2 separate regions of the Homo sapiens genome follow, and region 2 is linked to region 1. A link is an interaction called in ENCODE POLR2A ChIA-PET data of the cell type or tissue named here. Cell type or tissue: MCF 10A. All regions are shown on one strand. Links, peaks and the distances in the headings refer to the core of each region. The heading gives the core; the rest is flanking DNA.

The links. ChIA-PET counts read pairs that join two places held together with the same protein. Peaks named below come from ENCODE experiments on the same cell type or tissue, not always from the same donor. Only the 100,000 strongest peaks of a DNase experiment are listed, where the experiment ranks them.
Region 2: POLR2A ChIA-PET joins it to region 1 with 5 read pairs; 3 of 35 experiments call an interaction of 5 or more read pairs at or near these places.

What each region holds. Positions count from the first base shown.
Region 1 is chr15:22,946,845-22,952,218 of GRCh38, forward strand. It overlaps CYFIP1 (cytoplasmic FMR1 interacting protein 1), which reads right to left. Exons shown (of 31, transcript NM_014608.6): 2 at 325-447; 3 at 159-248. The coding sequence starts at 441. Among named protein-coding and RNA genes, the nearest start is that of CYFIP1, 31 kb to the right of the region's middle. RefSeq lists an enhancer at 284-968. In MCF 10A, for the core only: no CTCF peak of the experiment used is centred there; a DNase peak (open chromatin) is centred at 2,517.
Region 2 is chr15:23,417,845-23,423,218 of GRCh38, forward strand. No RefSeq gene overlaps it. Among named protein-coding and RNA genes, the nearest start is that of GOLGA6L2, 27 kb to the right of the region's middle. In MCF 10A, for the core only: no CTCF peak of the experiment used is centred there; no DNase peak of the experiment used is centred there.

The DNA of each region.
Region 1 (5,374 bases), core at 55-5,054:
GAAAAGCAAAGACTGTCTTAAAAATATAAGGCATTTCATTCATTTTCTTCTCTTTTTCCTCACTGCATAGTCTATTGGGATAATACCAAAAAGTATACATCTGTCCTTCAAACACGCCCTTCTCTGCAGAGAGAAACAAAGACACACCGCAACATTACCATGCTAGAGTGGACGGTGGCTTGTTCAATGTATCTTGCGATGCCAGTAACAAATGCATTTCTGTCTTCAAAGTTAGTGTTGAAATTTGGCTGAAGGAAAGGAAGAGAAAAACATCATGTGGGGTCGGAGCACAGGCTGTACGCCCTGCAGCTGCTGGGCACCCACCTGGTAGAGCAGCGAGGATGGCGGGGGCTCGATGCAGGGCTGCTGGTCGGGCAGGGGCAGCTCCTCCAGGAGGTCCACGTTGGACAGCGCGTCCTCCAGAGTCACCTGGGCCGCCATCCTGGGCTGGAACAACACATAAGGACCCCTGTTCTGTGAGGAGAAGGAGGGGACACCCAACAAGCTTCGAGGTTGGGTACCCAGGCCTCTAACCCCTTCCCGCTCTCCCGAGGGCACCGGACATGGCTGACAGGGGCATGATCAGTCCTTGGGAGTTGCGTGTCTCTCTCAGGGCACGTGGGCCAGCAGGCTGGGAGGCCCTGTGCAGCTTATCCTTCCACACTCGCTGAGAACAGGCTCTCCTGGCCTCCAGGAGGGTCACAGTATGGGGCACATGGTTCCTGCCATCCTTCCCACCATGGGGGCCGCCGTCCTGAGTTGCTGGTGCTGAGGACTCTCTCGAGGGTCTGACGACCCCCTCAAAGTGCTGGAGGGGCAGCACCTCTCCAATGCCACATCTGCCCAGCAGAGCCTCCCTAAATGCAGCCACCTCCCAGGTGGTGCCTCCAAACACACTAGGGCCTGACATGGAAAAGACGAGCGCCCTGCCGCCCAACACCAGCTGTCTAGCTGCACAGACAGGCTGAGATTGCAAGGAGTATGGGGCTGCCGCAGGGGACAGAAAGTGCCACACCGCAGCTGGAGCAGAGGTGCAGAAATGAAGGCAGACATCGTCTAAACACACCTTCAGAGCCAGCTCCAGGGAGAGGGGGCAATCTGCCTTCTGCTGAATCTGCTCCAGTCTCAAGGGTACTCAGGAGGAGCTCTGCCCTGGGATGGGACCAGGGGCAGCTGAGCCACATTCTATGAAGGAAAGAGCAGCAGGTGGCCTGGAGGAGACACTGAACAGAAGGAGCCCCAAATCCCTCCTCCAGCACTGGCGCAGGCATGGAGGTGCACAGTGGAACGGGTAGTCAGTCCCACTGCACTGGCTGAGGGTGGAGAAGGGAAGCTCTCCAGGGACCCAGGAAGCCCCAGTGGCAGTGTGGAGAGGAAGCAGCTCAGAAGAGCCAGCCGACAAAATTGCTCATGAGCTTCAAGCCCATCCTCAAGCTGCAGGGGTGTGGATCTGATCCTCTTCACACCCCAAACCCTGAGACCACAGCCAGACAGCCACCAGCGGCACACAGGGGGCAGGTCCAAGTGGCAGTGCAGGAGGCTGTGAAGCCAGAATTGACATGGAGCTGCCACCCACTGAAGGCAAGTCAGAACCACAGCCCAAGTCTCCTCAGGGTGTTTGCTTTCTAAAATAAAAATATCAACATCCTCCTAGGATTTTAACAAGACCCAGATCTCATATCATAACATCCAACCATCCACTTACAGCCCAGATTACTCAGCACACAAAGAACGAGGAACGTATGGGCTCCTACAGGAAAAGAGAATCAACAGATGCCAAAATAACACAGGTGCTGCAATTATCCACCCGACTTTAAAGCAACTACTGTGCTATGAAATGCTCTAACGATTGTAACACTCCCAAACTGAATGAAAAAATGGAAATCAGCAAAAGGCAAACAAAACAAGATATAAAGAAGAACCAAATGGAAATTTCAAAACTAAAAGACACACTACTGAAATGTAAAAAAAAAAAAAAACCTCAGGAAAGATTCAGTGAACTTGAAGATAGAGCAATGTTAAGTTTTCTAATCTGAATACCAGAGAGAAAAAAAGATTGAAAAAATTTTGGGGATCTTCAGGACAAGAGAGAAGGTCTAACATCTGTGCCATGAGAGTGCAAAAGGAAAAGGGGAAACCAAGCAGTGATGAAAAACAGCTGAAAAAAATGACAGAAAACACCCTAAATTTGGAGAAAGTCTTTTGTCTACAGATTCAAGAAGCTCTATGGATCCCAAACAAGACAAACAAGAAATCCACACCCAGACACATCACGGTCAAACTGCTGAACACTAAAGATAAAGGAAAACAGATCTTGAAAACAGCAGGAGAAATGACGCTCAGCAGAGCACAGAGCAACAGTGGGAGGGCCGCGGATTCCCCCCGGGGACCAGGCAGGCCGGAGGGCGGGCACAATGTGCCTAAGCCTAAAGCGGGGACCAGGCGGGCCGGAAGGCGGGCACAATGCGCCTAAGCCTAAAGCGGGGAGGTGCCAACTTGGGATCCTCCCTCAAGATGGGAACGTGTCTTCCAGGAAGGAAGGTGAAGCCAGGACGTGGGCAGAGGAGGAAAACAAAGAGCATGCTGGCCAGCGGTACAGGCTGACAGGAAGGGAGGTGGAAGGAGGCATGGGCTACGAACCACAAAGCAGAGGCAGTAGGCAGGCTAAGCGGCGAGGGCGCAGGACACACAACGACCCCACAGCTCTTCCAAAGTGCTTGGCGGTTAAAAGCAAAAATCAAAGTACTGTCTAATGGGCCTTTCAGTGTACATAAATGTAAATTACACAAATACATAACAAGTAAATTATAAAATATTTCTAGGTATATAATTGTATAAATCATATAAACAAGACAACTGTAATCTAAAAGGGGGAGGGGAAACCTGGATGGGGTAAGATTTCTATGTCCCACTAGAAGTAGTAAAAAGCAGACTTTTCAGATCCTCAGCAGAATATGAAATGTTAATAAGCATGGACTTCGAAATCCTTAGAGCAACCACCGAAGAAAGCTGTACAGCCAGGCGCTGCAGTCCCAGCTACTTGGGAGGCTGAGAAGGGAGGATCACTTGAGTCCAGGAGTTCAAGGCCTGTCTGGGCAACACAGTGAAATCCTGCCTCTTTTAAAAAAAGAAAAATTAACATACTTTTTAAAAAAGCTATCCAAAGCAAAATAGATAACATATAATTTAGAATAAATTAAAACAGAATACTATGTTTTTAAAAACCTAAAAGGAAATAGAGCAATGATAAAGATAGTGATCTAACAGAAGTCAGATAATAAAATGGTAGACCTGAATCGAAACACATTGATAATTACACTATCATAATAATCTAAAAACACCAATTAGAAGAGGTTGTCAGAACAGATAAATAAAATCCTAACCCAACCATATGCCATCTACAAGAAACTTACTTCAAATATACTGATACAGGTAGGTAAGTCGAAAGCAAAAGGGGAAAAAGGTGAACCAGGCAAGCGCTGGCCAAAAGGAAGCTGGGGTGGCTTTGTCAGCACCAGACCCAGCCAGCCTCCGAGCAAGGAACTCATCAGAGAGAGAGAAGGAAGGGGTCAGCTCCCCAAGGAGCCAGAACAACCCTCAATGTGAATGCACCCGGCCAAAAAGCTTCCTTCACGTTACACTAGGCAAAAGCTGACAGAGCTGGAAGAAGAAATGCCATAGCCACCCCCGAATCTCAGTTTCACTTTCCACGATTTCAATGACCAGAGGTCAACTGCACTCCAAAAATATTAAACGGAAAACTCCATTCACAAACACTCCGTAAGTTTTAAACTGTGCGCTGTTCTGAGTAGGATGATAAACTCTCAGACCGTCCTGCTCCTCCCACCCAGGACACAAACCATCCCCTTGTCCAGCGTGTCCAAGCTGTATGTGCGACCCGCCTGTGAGCCACACAGTAGCCGGCTGGGTCGCCAGCATGGGACTGCAGCGGTATGGCCAGGCTGGTCAAGGTCAGCAGCGGCCTAAGGCTGCATTGCAATGCCTGCGCCGCCCATCTCACCGCCATCTCACGGCGGGCACCAAAGGGCAAGAGAGAGAGAGAGAGACCACGTTCACATAACTTTTATGACAGTATATTGTTACAACTGTTCTATTATTATTGTAATCTCTTACCGTGCCTAATTTACCAATTAAAGTTCGTCACTGGTATGCAAGTACGGAAAAACATAGACTACGCAGGGTTCAGTACAGTCTCCAGGCTCAGGCATCCACGCGGGGTGTTGGGCCGGTTCCACAGATACATGGAAACAATTGCAGGCCAATCCCCAATGGCGGCTGGAGACGCCACCCATTTTCTCAGGAACTGACTGGAAATGAGGGAGAACAGAGGCACCGGCCGCACCGCCAGCCACCTGGACCTCCCCGACACGTAAGGGAACGCCCCCGACCGCAGCCGGTCACTGCTGCATGTTCCTCACTAGAAATCTACATGTAGCAGAAACTCTCGTCCACTTCCCTCCACATCACAGCTTCCTGTTCCACACACCTCAGAAAGGAGCAGTGCAGGGCAGCCCCGGCCGGGTGGGTGCAGGGTCCAGCCCCAGCGCTGCCTGCAGAGCCAGCATGGGGGGCCTGCCCTTGGTGTCCACGCAGGCACCTCAGGGTGATGCCGCTCGGAGGGGCCAGGCTGCCTGAGGACGTGCTTCGGCCCCATAGGGGCTGCCCGTGTCCTGCGACTCCAGCCCAGAGTCCCGCAGTCTGCCCTTTCTGCGGCCTGAACCCAGATAGTGCCAGGAGAGGCCTGGGGGCGTGTCCAGTCATGCCCGGGCCCCACGCGGGTCAACAAGAAGACAGGTCGGACCGAGCACCCTGGGAAGCCACAGATCCCACATGGCAACAGCCCCTGACCCCGCGCAGCACCCACAGGGACTCGCCTTCCTCCCCGGCCTCTGCCCAGGAGAGGCCAAGATGACCCCATGGTGGAGGAAGGTGGGGAGGGGCGCCACAGACAGGCTCGGGGGAGAACTGCTCGTGCGTCAGCTGTGATCCACAGCAGGGACCACTGATGTCGAACCCACGGAAAAACGCCAGATGCGCAGCTTGTTGAACCCACGGAAAAACACCAGATAACGCAGCTTGTTGAACCCATGGAAAAACGCCAGATGCGCAGCTTGTTCCAAGCCAGTGCTTGCAGACTTCTTTCTTTGTATAAAAATAACAGTATTTATGTGGTCAGTGGAATGTTAGCCTTAAAAGAAAGGAAATTCTGACAAGTTACAACATGGTTGAACCTTAACGACCTTAGGCTAAGTGAAATACGCCAGTCACAAAAGAAAAAACGCCGCATGATTCCACTCATATAAATTACCTAAAGTGGTCAAACTCAGAGACAGAAAGGAGAACAGTGGTGACA
Region 2 (5,374 bases), core at 252-5,251, 470 kb after region 1:
GTGGGCACCTGTAATCCCAGCTACTTGGGAGGCTGAGGCAGGAGAATCGCTTGAACCCGGGAGGTGGAGGTTGCAGTAAGCCGAGATCGCGCCACTGCACTCCAGCCTGGGCAACAAGAGTGAAACTCTGTCTCAAAAATAATAAAATTAAAATAAAATAAAAAAGAGTGGTCTCTGGACCAATAGCTCAGTATCACCTGGACATTTGTTAGAAATCCAGACCTACTGAACCAGAATCTGTATTTTAGCAAGACCCCCAGGTGATCTGTGTGTACATTAAAGTGTGAGATGTTTTTGTAGCAACATGCATGGAACTGGAGGTCATTATCTTAAGTGAAATAAGCCAGATACAGAAAGACAAATATTGCATGTTCTCACTCCCAAGTGGGTGCTAAAAAATGCATACACATGGCTCCACAGAGAGTGGAATAATAAACAATGGAGATTCAGGAGAGTGAATGTAAATTCTGGCAGTTCATCCACCACTGTGAACCATGAGAAATAGTTTAATGGCTGCCAGGTGAGGTGGCTCACACCTGTAATCTTAGCACTTTGGGAGGCCAAAGCAGGAGGATCACTTGAGCCCAGGAGTTCAAGACCAGCCTGGGCAACATGGCAAGACCCCATCTCTACAAAAAATGCAAAATATTAGCTGGGCATGGTGGCACGCACCTGTAGTCCCTGCTACTCAGGAAGCTGAGATGGGAGGATCGTTTGAGCCTGGGAGATAGAGACTGCAGTGAGCCATGATTGCACCACTGTACTTCATCCTAGGTGACAAAATGAGAACCTGTTTAAAAAAACAAAAATAGGCTGGGCACGGTGGCCCACGCCTGTAATCCCAGCACTTCGGGAGGCTGAGGCAGGTGGATCACCTGAGGTCAGGAGTTCGAGACCAGCCTGGCCAACATGGCAAAACCCCGTCTCTACTAAAAGTACAAAAATTAGCCGGGCGTGGTGGCGGGCACCTGTAATCCCAACTACGCAGGAGGCTGAGGCAGGAGAATAGCTTGAACCCGGGAGGTGGAGGTTGCAGTCAGCCGAGATTGAGCCTGCACTCCAGCCTGGTGACAGAGCGAGACTCTGTCTCAAAAAAACACAGCAGCAAGCAACAACAACTAAAAGAAATCACTGAATGGGTACAATGTATGTTATCGGGATGATGGAGATCCTAAAAGCCCTGACCTGACTATTACACAATCTATGCATGTAATGAAATTGTATTTGTACCCCATAAATTTATGTAAATAAAACATTTTAAAAAGTGTGAGATGTGCAGGTCGAAAATGATGCAGAATGCTCAGCACAGGGCCTGACACTTAGCAAGAGCTCCATGAATGTTAGCTAATGCGGTGGATGGACTCATGGTCCCCCAAAGAGGTCCACATCCTAATCCCCAGAACCTGTGAAAGTGGTAATTTACATTGTAAAAGGGGCTTTGCAGGTGTGATCAAATTAAGTCTCCTGAGACGAAGGAATTCACCTGGATTATCCCCGAGGGGCCCAATGATGCAATCACAAGGGTCTTTTTTTTTTTTTTTGAGATAGCGTCTCACTCTGTTGCCCAGACTGGAGTGCAGGCTCGATCTCGGCTCACTGCAACCTCTGCCTTCTGGGTTCAAGCGATTCTCCTGCCTCAGCCTCCTGAGTAGCTGGAATTACAGGTGTGCACCACCATGCCCAGCTACTTTTTGTATTTTTAGTGGAGATGGGGGTTTCCCCATGTTGCCCAGGCTGGTCTCGAACTCCTGACCTCAGGTGGCCTTGGCCTCTCAAAGTGCTGGGATTACAGGCATGAGTCACCACACCTGGCCACAATGGTCCCTATAAGAGATGGTGGGCAGGGCAAGAAGAAATGTGAGATGTGAGGCTGGAAGCAGAGGGTGGAATGCATGCTTTGAAGGTGGAGGCACCTGCTCTGCGGCAGGCCTGTAGAATCGGGAAAAGACAAGGACTCAGATTCTCCCTCAGAACGCCCTGGAGGAAACAAGCTCTGCTGACACCTTGATTTTAGACGTCGGACCTCCAGAACGGTAAGAGAATAAATGTATCTTATTTTAAGTCACTAAGTTTGTGGAAGCTTGTTGGAGCAGCAATACAGAATGAATATAGCTGCCATTCTTATTGTTATCCTGTTTGTCGTAGGCTGGCTCTGCCATCTTCCCATTCAGTTGTTTCAGGCAAGTTATTGAGTCTCTCTGAACTTGAGTTTTCTGCTCTGTAAAATGGAGACAAGAAGTTTTCCTACTTCTGGTCAAATGAGATAATGCATGTAAAGTGACTCCAGCTGTCATGATTGTTGTTGCTCTTGTTTAAGTAGAGGCAGTGGCCATGGCTGGCTCTGTGTGACCTGGGGCAAGTTATGAGACTTCTCTGAACTTTAGTTTCCCCGCCTACAAAGTGGGGGTCATGACAGCATCTACCTCCTGAGGCTGTCGTGAAGCTGGAAGGAGACCCTAAGCATAATTTCTGGGCCCATGCCTCGCTTGAGGAGGACGTAGGTATAATTCTGGCCGAATTGGAGAACGTGATCTCTAAACTGGGTGGGCCCCTCTAAGCTGTCCTGACTCCGGTCCTCTGTGCTGGATCACAGCCTCAGCCTGGCTGGCAGGGGAGTAGATCATTCCTATTCCCTTTGCCTCCCCAGCTCTTCCCAAGTGGACACCACAACCCCATTGCTTTTTTTAGAGACGGAGTCTCCCTCTCTCACCCAGGCTGGAGTGCAGTGGTGTGATCTCGGTTCACTGCAACCTCCGCCTCCCGGGTCCAGGTGATTCTCCTGCCTCTGAGTAGCTGGGATTACAGGTGCATGCCACCACTGCCGGCTAATTTTTGTACTTTTAGTAGAGATGGGGTTTCACCATGTTGGCTAGGCTGGTCTCAAACTCCTGACCTCAAGTGATATGCCCACCTCAACCTCTAAGTGCTGGGATTACAGGCGTGAACCACTGCGCCTGGCCCCCATTACCTTTTGTTGTGACTGCAGCAGACTCACTGGGGGGCTTCTGTCCCCAGAGGGCGGGGAGCTCAAGTTAGTTCATTGAGGAGGGGCAGGGGCCATAGGGCTGGGGCGGGGCCTGGACATCCCAACACGAGGGTCCTTCCTGTGCTGAGGTTCCAGACTGAGGCGGGAGTCAGTCTGAGGCCTGGCCGTGCGGCTTGGCGTCTATCCAGGCTGGAATTTGCAGGATTTGTGCTGTGGTGCTGGAATCGGCTCCCTCGGAGTGTGTGTCTCACTGGATTGGATCTGTCTGTGTCTTGGGGGTGTTCTTTAAAGGGAAGAACCTGACAGACTTCACACTGCAGTGCCCCGTGCAGGGCCTGGCACACAGAAAATATCTATTGGACCAGTGAATGGATCATCCAAGGGACTGAACGTCCCCAGTGCAAACAGGAAGGGAGTTTGTGTCAGTGGGGAGTCTCCCAGGCCCCAGTAAGACTGGTTGACCAGGTCCTCCCTAAGTTCTGGGTGTTGCTGAAGTGGCCTTGCTGCTCTGAAAACAGCTGTGTGCATCTCAGCCTCGCCTCTCCCGGAGGAGGGCCTCTCACTTCCTACGAAACCAGGACTGCAGCCTCAGAGAGGTTTGAGGGTGTGCCCAGGGCTACACACTTAGAGTGAGTTTGGGGCGTGAGGCAAGGATTTGTGGGGTGGCTGCCCAGCTAAGCACCTGGACACTGTTCTGTAGGAAAGGAGAGCCGTTAAAGAATTTGTATCTACCTCTTTTTTTTCTTGGTTTTGTTACTTTCCCCCAACATTTTATTATGAAAATTTTGAAACAGCAACATCAACTCACTAACATTTTACTAAATTTGAGTGATCGCACATCCATCCGTCAAAATTTTGGGTGCATTGTCTCTTTACTTTTACTTTTTCTTTTCTTTCTTTCTTTTTTTTTTTTTTTTTTTTTTTTTTTTTGAGACAGAGTCTCACTCTGTCGCCCAGGCTGGAGTGCAGTGGCACGGTCTCAGCTCACTGCAACCTCCACCTCCCGGGTTCAAGCGATCCTCCCACCTTGGCCTCCCCGGTAGCTGAGACTACAGGTGCCCACCACCATGCCTGGCTAATTTTTGTATCTTTTAGTAGAGATGGGGTTTTGCCATGTTGGCCAGGCTGGTCTCAAACTCCTGACCTCAGGTGATCCGCCCACCTCGGCCTCCCAAAGTGCTGGGATTACAGGCATGAGCCACCACGCCTGGCCCACCCCAGTTATTTTTTTATCCAAGCACCCTGTTCTTATCCTTCATAGGATGATTACAATTAGATACACACTATTTGTTTCCTTTTGGGTGGGGCTAGGTCTGTCTTGTTCCCTCCTGTGTTCCCCAGTCTGTCGTAGGTTGCATGTTCTGTAAGTATCTGCTGAACGAACAGATGAATGAGGGAGATGTTACTGGTCTTTGCTCCTCCAATGCTGCCCCCCACCCTCCATGTCATGTCTCGACATGTCTGATTTCCTGAGAGTGGCTTACGTGCCTGGCATGGTACTGAGCCTTCTTTGAAGCAGCCCTCTGAGCAAGGGATCCCTAGATCGTACATTCACAGATGCGGCAGCTGAGGCTCAGAGAAGTGAAGTGACAGGCCCCGGGTCACACAGCATCGAGGGGGCAAGTCAGGATGTGATTGCAGTTGCTCCGACCCCAGGCCCATGCCCTGAGTCTCTGCACAGCCAGACTCAGAGATCCCAAAGTGGGTCCCCATCATGTCCTGGCTCTCCCCACTTCAGAAGCAGGACCTCGAAAATTTCAAGGAGCCCCAGATACCCCACCTGGACGGCATCCTGGCTCGGGGCAGACCTGCCTCCCAGGCTCCACCTTATGTTCTGCTCCTTCTCATTGCCTCCCAAATTAGTTCCATGTTCAGCCTGGGGCCTGTGGATTCCACTTTTTTCTGTAACCGGAGTTCCCCCAGTGCTTGGCACCAAGCTCGGTGACTTGGCTTCGGCTCAGGTTCCTGATTTCCTTGGACAATTTCAGATGATTTCACTGGCAGAGAAAAGCCCAGCCAGGGGTCAGTGAGCGGATCACTCCCGTTTCCTGTAATCAGGTAGAAAAGGATCACAGATGACGAGCAGTGCCTCCCAAGACACACAGGCTGTAGGAACAGGCCTCCTTTTCTACTTTCACCCTGGAAACCACCTTGCAGGATGGGCCTTGTGATCCCCACTTCACAGATGGGGAAGCTAGGGCTCAGAGAGGTTGGGTGCTTTGCTGAGGGTTGCACAGCAAATGAGTGGCAGGGCAGAATCTGTCCCCTAGTCTGCTGGCCCCAACACACAACCTCTTCCTCCCAGATTCCTTTCTGGCTCCAGGCTGCAGCAGGAACCTGGCCCTGGGGACTCAGAGTGGCGAAAACTCAGACCTTGCCCACGAAGAC